2 separate regions of the Homo sapiens genome follow, and region 1 is linked to region 2. The links are chromatin contacts, found by Hi-C in ENCODE. All regions are on one chromosome and are shown on one strand. The core of a region is the stretch at or near the end of the contact, and the rest is flanking DNA. Distances in the headings are between cores, read along the strand shown.

Region 1 (4,053 bases), core at 267-2,766, 190 kb before region 2:
CTGCCAATATTGCTACAGTTGTTTAGCCTAAAGGTGGCTTCTGTGTTTTGCCCCAACATCAGCTTCAGATCCTCTGCCTTTCTCCTAGAGGTTCTGTACTATCTGGTTGGCTTTGAGCTTCACAATAGAAGGCATAAACTGCTATCTCATGGATACCAGAGCAGGGGCTCTCAAGCTTTAGCATGTATTAGAATGACCTGAAAAACTTATTAAAACACAGATTGCTAGACTCCATCCCAGAGTTTTGTGAGGTGGGGCCTAAGAATCTGCATTTCTACATATTCCAAGGTGCTGATGTTGTCACAGGTCTGAGAACTATGCTTTGAAAATCACTGATCTACAGAAATGGAGTGACAGTGAGAAATGGGCAGTCATGATCAAAGTACACTCCTGCTTGCTATACTTGTACAATGCTTACTAAATATAAAACCAAGTTAACTTGAACATCAAAGGCATCTTAAATGGGGCACATGCCAAAAGGAGGAATTACAGCTGAAAAGTTGGAATATAGGGAAAGTCAATTCCACCTTCTGCTTGAAGATGGTATCAGGTCTAGGAACGTGGGGTTCTGGGATAATCCCATGGAATCAAATCTTATGTGATGTTCTGCTTCATTTTGATTGCAATCACTAGCTTTCTTTACCCTGAGGCTAGTTCTTCAGTTCCCAGTATGGCACACAGTGGGCTGAGTGGAAGGGACAAAGGTGAACTTCTCAGGGTTACTGTTGGTATTCATCACCAGCCTAAGAACAGAAAAACACAGCCAGGAAGAGAAACTCAGGTGAAACTGGACAGCCAGAGCAGAAGTGGCTCCTAGATAGTGGCTCTAGAAAGTAAGGTATTTTTAAATGTTTGGGGGGATTTATATATTAAAAAAATAGAATTTAAGAAGTCATTAATTAGGTTTTGGTCTTGATGTAGGTTGCTTAAGAAGAAAAAATCAGTTTCATTTAGAGGCCTGTTTTGGAGATTGGTTCTTACCTTGTTGGAATAGAGATAGCAGACTTGGGCCGGGCGTGGTGGCTCACCCCTGTAATCCCAGCACTTTGGGAGGCTGAGGCAGGCAGGTAGCTAGGTCAGGAGCTCGAGACCATCCAGGCCAACACGGTGAAACCCCGTCTCTACTAAAAAAAATACAAAAAAATTAGCTGGGTGTGGTGGCGGTCGCCTGTAGTCCCAGCTACTCTACTCAGGAGAATGGCGTGAACCCGGGAGGCGGAGCTTGCAGTCAGCCAATATCGCGCCACTGCATTCCAGCCTGGGCAACAGAGCGAGACTCTATCTCAAAAAAAAAAAAAAAAAAGAGAGAGAGATAGCAGTCTTGGCCTATGGACTGGATTCTTGTTTCGCTTGTGATATCACTTTTTCCAGTCACTGATTTGGAATATTTGCGTTTTTTAACTTCTCTTTGTCAGATCTCAGGCTGCCTGGGAGGTTGAGGGTAGGGGTAGAAGAGGGATTACAAAAACCTGGCAGCCTCCATGGACTCACACTATGGGTACACATTAGAAATACACCAGGGAATGGAAGATGAGTCACAGCCATGCTGAGTCATGCTGGCCAGATAACTATCAGAAGGATTTCCTGTTTGCCTGCGAGGGACACAGATGATAAATTATTTTTCCTCTTATTTAACCCATTTGTGTTAATAATAACGTCATAGATGGTGTATCCCTTGGTCCATTATCAGAACTCTCTTAGTTTAGTCTTCCAAATATAGAAGGAACAATGGGACACAGGGTCCTGAAGTGAGTCTGTGCCTTATTCGGTAAATTTGATGCAAGCATCTTTGCCTTTAAGTGCAGAGAATGTCAGTCTTCTCACACGGAATGGGGAAGGCTGCTTTGTGTACTTCCCCTGACACTACAGCATCCAGATGGCCAGTCATCTGGGAAGAGGAGAGCAGAGTTACAAAGGAGACAGAGTCAATGATAAGTTCAGAGGCCTAGGAAAGTTTATTTAACCATAATTGTCATCACTGAGTGAACAGGCAAAGAACCCGCATTAAGTCTTGCTCAATTTCTAGAAGCAGATTCCCAAACGTGGATGTGCCTATGCATCCATCTCCTGCGATGCTCGTGATCAAGGTAAATTCCTTGCTTCTATGCATAGTCCTGGAAGCTGATTTTTTAAAAGACTCCCTTCCTCAGTAATTTTGATCCACTTTGGAAAACATTGCCTTGGATGACATCCTCTTCTGGGCCTAGTCATTGAACATGTTGAAAATTGTAATGTCTGCAACATGGAAATGTACAGCTAAAATTTACACTAGAAATGACTTGTATGTATGGTAGAGGATAAAAGTGGGGATGAGAAGAAAAGAGAAGAGGAGCACATTAGGATCAACAATTTTAAGGTACTGAAGAATGTGAGCATTCTGTAAGCCACAAATTACCATGCTATGAAGCTTCAAATTGCACTTATGCCACTGGCCAACATATACATTCATCATTTGTCCTGCTCTATCATGGAAAGAATGGATAATTTACACTGCTCTTGATTTTTTAAATGAGATTCACATACCATAAAAATCACTATTTTAAAATGTACAGTTCAACAGTTTTCAGTATATTCACATAACTGCAGATATCACTATCTAATTCCAGAATATTTTCATCACTCTCAAAAGAAATCTATGCTTGAATAATCCATTTCCTATTCTCCCCTCCAACCTCTAGCAACCACTAATTTACTTCCTGTCTCCATGATTTGCCTATTACGAAAATGCTGTATAAATAGTATCATGGAAATGCTGTATAAATATGTGTGCTTTTGTGACTGGTTGCTTTCACTTAGCATAATGTTCTCAAGGATCATTCATGTTGCAACCTGTGTTAGTACTTCATTCCTTTTCTGAGAGTAAGTTATATTCCATTGTATAGATATACCACATTTTTATTTATCCATTAACCAGCTGATGGACACTTGAGTTGTTTCTACTTTTTGGCTATTCTGGGTAATGCTGCTATGAGTGTGTGCACATTTTTAGTGAATATATGATTTCATTTCTCTTGAGTATATACTAAGAGTAGAATTGCTTGACAATATGGCAATTCTATTGTTTTCTTCATATAACCAAAGGAATTCTTCATAAAGTTGCTGCCCCTATACTGCCAGAGTCTATTTCTCTTGGATGGCATTCAACAGGAATCACATTTTCATACTTCTTCCAGCTAGGATCTTGAAAAATTAAAGCAGCATCTGAATAATATGTGAAATATCATAAAATACCATAAAATAACTTACAGATCTGCTGTTGATACTCCTCATTATTATCTTTCTTTATTCCTTAGAAACCAAATCCTTCACACACACACGCGCGCATGTGCATACACACACATCACAGACTGGCAAGAAGGTATTTCCTCCTTGTATGCTTTATTCTCTTTTAAAAAAACAATGCTAGTTCTTAAGAATGGAGATTTTATTTCTCAGATATTCTTACTAAAAATGAACAGATTTAAAAACAGGTTAAGTTCTGAGAGAGTATGTTAAAGTTCTCCAGAGAAACAGAACAATGTGTGTGTATGCATGCACATGCATGCGTGTGTGTGTGCATGCATGTGCACACATGTGCACATGTACATGTGTAGAGAGAGAGAGGTCGTAAGAGAGATGAGGAATATGCAATTATGAAGGATGTGAAGTCTCAAGATCTTCAGGTGGCAATCTGGAGACCCAAGAGAGATAATGTTTCAGTCCGGGTTTCCAGCCCAAAGGCCGGAAAAGACCAAGTTCATAGTAGTTCATAGCAGTCAAGGAAGTGGAATTCCCCTCTACTCACAGGAAGGTCAGCCTTCTTATTCTAGTAGGCCTTCAGCTGAGTGGCTGAGGCCCACCCACTTCAGGGAAGGCAATCCTCTTTACTCAGTCTATCAATTCAAAGATTAATCTCATCAAAAAAACACCCTCACACACACACCCAAAATAATGTTTGACCAAATATCTGGACATCCCATGACCTCATCAAGTTGACACATAAAGTTTACCATTGCAGAGAATTCACTTCCTTAAGAATTTTACTGTGCTGTATCTGGGGCTGTATGTGCAGGA
Region 2 (4,645 bases), core at 501-3,000:
CACGCGGTGGCTCACGCCTGTAATCCCAGCACTTTGAGAGGCCGAAGCGGGCAGATCACGAGGTCAGGAGACCGAGAACATCCTAGCTAACAGGATGAAACCCCGTCTCTACTAAAAACACAAAAAAAAATTAGCCGGGCATGGTTGCGGGCGCCTGTACTCCCAGCTACTCGGGAGGCTGAGGCGGGACAAGGGCGTGAACACGGGAGGCGGAGCTTGCAGTGAGCAGAGGTGGCGCCACTACACTCCAGCCTGGTCAACAGAGCGAGACTCCGTCTCAAAAAATAAATAAATAAATAAATAAATAAATAAATAAATAAATAAATAGTGCTGAAGATGAAAGAAAAATTTTCCGTCTGTCATCCATAAAAAAACAAATTTTGATCAGCCATGCTAGGTTAAATATTGAATTATCTTTCTATTTTCTATGGAGAATATTACAATGTATTGCCATAGGAAGAGCCAACCAAAGAATATGCTGCCATAAATGTACAAATAATTATGATAGAGGAGTGATAGACAGACACTGTTTCAATTTTATCTTTAAAAGATACCCAGGAAGAAAAAAAATACAAACCACAACAGTTGTTGGCCAACCCACTCCCACAGTTTCTGTATAACAATTATTAATACTTTGTGAGCATTTACTGTGTTCCAAGTATTATTCTACTTGCTTTATATAGATTATCACATGTAATCCTCATTATCCCCATTTCAGAGATGGGGCGTGGAGTAGTTAAATAATGTTCCAGAAGGCATCCATCTAGTACTTGTTGGAGCCAGGATTTGAGCCCATACATCTGTTTCTCCAGAACCCACACTCTTAACTCCACTGAGACTATCTATCTTCTTGGATCCCCATTAGGCATGAAAATAAAAAGCTGTATCCTAGTCCCAACTACTAGTCATACAATCTTGGGCTACTATATTTAAACTCTCTGTTATTGTTTATAAAGTAGGAACAACAATAATAACTCCCTCATAGGGCTGTTCTAAGGACTAAAGGAAAGCTACAAAAGTGCCTAGTGTAATGATAGTGTAATGCTAGATATTATATAAGTATAGGTCCCTCTCTTTCCTCTTTTCTTCTTTTTTTTTATTATTTGGCTACTTGGCTACTTGAGCTGCTTTCTTTTCACTATTTGAACATGCAATTCACAGTAATAATATTGGTTTCCCTTTTGGCATATTTACTAATTAAATATTTCCATCTTCCTATCTTAGAACTTCCATTTCTACTGTAATCACCAGGTTGCTCATTTTGTTTGTTTTTGTAAAGCACCATAAATCTTTCCTTTTAGGAAAAGGCAGGATGTAACTTACAAATTATGTAAATGAAAGTACAAGGTTCTGTGGGCCATCATAACTCTGTCATCACTCCTGGAAATGGTCTTGCAAAGCACATGTCTGTCAAGTCAGCAGTTCTGTTTTGACGCAGAAGGACATTTATTTCATCTGGACAGCCTTCTACTTTCTCTAACTACAAACTTCCAAATTTTGTGGGTGGGTCAGAAATATGCTGTGTGAAGTAAATGTGCTGGCCCAGATCTGGAGGATCGATTTCCTCCCTTGAAGAGAACAAGCCATTTTATTCCTTGCTTAAAGTGGCCAAGAGAAAGACCCTTCTACAGGGACCAAAAAAAAAAATCAACTACTCTTTACAATCAGGCAGGTCGAGTGAACCAGAACTCAGATTTCCTGCTCTGCAGCTGTGTCTCCATTCATTGAGCAAATGCGGGAGCTTCTTCCTCTTACCACTGGGCAAGAATGCAATTTTTTTTCCTAACAGAAAGAAAATCCCCTCTGACAGTTCCACCCACTAGAGATTACTCTGGTGCTGGCCCAAGCTATTTGCATCATAGCTGCACCCTCCAGGCCCCAGTTGCATCACAGAGAAGCGGAAGCCCCGGAGGGATACTATCTCTGCCAGTTTCTCTAGGTTGCAATTAATTTTAAAAGTGAAACCAACCATATGCTTCCTTTACTTAGCACATTCCTGGGACACTGCAGCTACTTGCTGGATAAGCCAAGCAAAGGAAGCAAAAAAGCCTTGGGCTCAGAAGGCGTAGACAGCTTCCTCCTTTTGGCATTCAGGGAGCCCAGTTCCACTCTCAAACCTTTGTTAATCTGCCTTTAATTCCCCGAACTGCCTGTTCTCTAGTGGTCCGATGAGCTCCCAGCTCCTTAATACCCAAATAAGGAGATCAGGGCTGGTTCCTGCTTCAGCAGAGACTGAGAGGCCTAGAGTAAATGGACTCGGAATTAAGTACTCAGGTGACCTCCGGACTTTGAACCTGACATGTCCCTGCTGGGGAAGGGTTGTCAAGGCACTGAAAGACTACACTCATTCTGAGTCTATAAACTGAGCATCTGTGACTACGGGCAATGTTTAGAATTGTCAGAGGCTGGCTCTTGGCCTCTCTCTCCACCACTTCCTTCTCAGAAACTCAGAGCACCCTAAGAACTTTTGCTGCTTCTTGGTCCCCAGGATTCCTACGCCCTCACTCATTTCCCTGCCTCCCCCAGATATCATTCCGTTAAGCAATTCCTTGTTAACAAACAATTGCTGGCTTTGCATTTCTCTTTCCTCCAAAATCGCCGAGGCCTCTACTTACTGCTAAAAAAGAGGACTCTGTATAATTTTTAAATGAAGAGTGTTGTTTTTACCTAAATCAATCTGGCCTGGTATATGACAACAACAACAAAAGAACTCAAGGATAGAGCCAAAAAACTCGCCAACCAAGCAAGTAATTATGCTGAACCCCCTTGGGCACTCTCTAATTAGATGTTCTGGGCCCTCCCGATTCTTAGTTCTTTAATACCTGTTTTTCTCCTTCTCTTATTCGGACCTTGTGTCTTCCATTTAGTTTTTCAATTCATACAAAACCGCATCCAGGCCATCACTAATCATTCCATACGACAAATGCTCCTTCTAACAACCCCACAATATCGCCCCTTACCACAAAATCTTCTTCAGCTTAATATCTCCCACTCTAGGTTCCCACGCCGCCCCTAATCCTGCTCGAAGCAGCCCTGAGAAATATTGCCCATTATCTCTCCATACAACCCCCGAAAAATTTTCACTGCCCCAACTCTTCAATACTATTTTATGTTATTTTTCTTATTGATATAAAAAGACAGGAATGTCAGGCCTCTGGGCCCAAGCTAAGCCAACATATCCCCTGTGACCTGCAAGTATACATCCAGATGGCCTGAAACAAGTGAAGAATCACAAAAGTGAAAATGGCAGGTTACTGCCTTAACTGATGACATTCCACCATTGGGATTTGTTCCTGCACCACCTTAACTGAGAGATTAACCTTGTGAAATTCCTTCTGGCTCAGAAGCTCCCCAACTGAGCACCTTGTGACTCCCACCCCTGCCCGCAAGAGAAAAACCCCCTTTGACTGTAATTTTCCACTACCCGCCAAAATCCTATAAAACGACCCCACCCCATCTCCCTTCACTGACTCTCTTTTCGGACTCAGCCCGCCTGCACCCAGGTGAAATAAACAGGCTTGTTGCTCACACAAAGCCTGATTGGTGGTCTGTTCACACGGACGCATGTGACAATCCTGACTTCTTTTATTCTGCTGATGCTGCACCCCTTGACACTTACAACACTCCGGTGCCTTACATATTGTGAATTAAATAGAATTTAAGGTATTCGACAGTCTATTATCTCATTTTCCTGTACTGCCCTAATTCCTCCCTCATTTTCCAATATGCTTTCTTCTACATAATGAGATCTCAACCTGGATGCCCTCCTTGGGAAGATCACAAACATTGTTGACTCCATGCTGCATTGCCAACCCTGACCCCCGTGACAGCCACGCTCTTCCCCTTACTCTGCCCTTAACATCCATATCATTCTGACCCTACAGGACCTCAACCACTACCCACTCCCCTTCATCTACATTACCTCAAATTCAGCCTATCCTTCAAGAACATTACCTTGAAGGCCCATGTTACCATCCATATCTTATATCAAATGACATCAACCCTGTCTACTCTGACAGCCAATGATTTTTTTTCTTCCGGCTGATGGAAGAGCCTCTACCAGAAGATTTACTTTATTATGACAGAATAATATACCATAATATACCAAACCACCTGCAGATACCTACCTTCTGACCAGACTCCAACATTAACTAACTGTGTGAGATAGAGCAAGCCTTATTTTCCTAGGTATAAAATAAAAGGGTCTAAATGAAACAACCTCACAAATCAAGCATCTCTATGGGCCACCTGAACTAAATCTTTAATCCCTCCTTTCTTTACTTCAATATTTTTAAATAATACCTTTTACCTTTCAATAATAATAATAGATGTTAACATTTCAATACCTTTTAAATAGTACCTTTTACTTCAATACCTTTTAAAAGAATTGGGAAAAATTTGTAGCAAACTTACTAACAGAAATGAAAAAGTAGTCCCGACAGAGAGGATGATGTCCCAAAGGAAATGTTGCAGTCAAAAAAAAAACTTCACATGAAGAGAACTCTCAGAGATATTTCACAACATGGAAAGCACACAGGATAAGATGTTGGAAACAGATACAAACTTAAAAAGGAGTATGACAATTCACTGTTGACCAAAAAAAAAAAATCAAACTCTGTAAAATATTTAAAAAGGTTTATTCTGA

Evidence for each region. Hi-C counts contacts between places; a loop is a spot of excess contacts on that map. Pooled maps may share reads with other maps.
Region 1: a map of gastrocnemius medialis shows a loop between it and region 2 (2.2-fold over the local background). The contact joins two enhancer-like sites. A Hi-C loop is called at or near these places in 4 of 168 maps with a recorded cell type or tissue (PC-9, cardiac septum, endothelial cell of umbilical vein and 1 more) and 9 of 50 pooled maps.

The regions. Positions count from the first base shown.
Region 1 is chr1:172,932,520-172,936,572 of GRCh38, forward strand. No RefSeq gene overlaps it. Among named protein-coding and RNA genes, the nearest start is that of TNFSF18, 120 kb to the right of the region's middle. Within about 2 kb of position 1,517, at least 23 of the 41 ENCODE cell types and tissues checked have a DNase peak (open chromatin) inside an H3K27ac peak, as active enhancers do; they include endothelial cell of umbilical vein and gastrocnemius medialis, where a contact is called at or near this core.
Region 2 is chr1:173,121,286-173,125,930 of GRCh38, forward strand. No RefSeq gene overlaps it. Among named protein-coding and RNA genes, the nearest start is that of TNFSF18, 73 kb to the left of the region's middle. RefSeq lists an enhancer at 1,393-1,958 and a silencer at 1,985-2,279. Within about 2 kb of position 1,751, at least 28 of the 41 ENCODE cell types and tissues checked have a DNase peak (open chromatin) inside an H3K27ac peak, as active enhancers do; they include endothelial cell of umbilical vein and gastrocnemius medialis, where a contact is called at or near this core.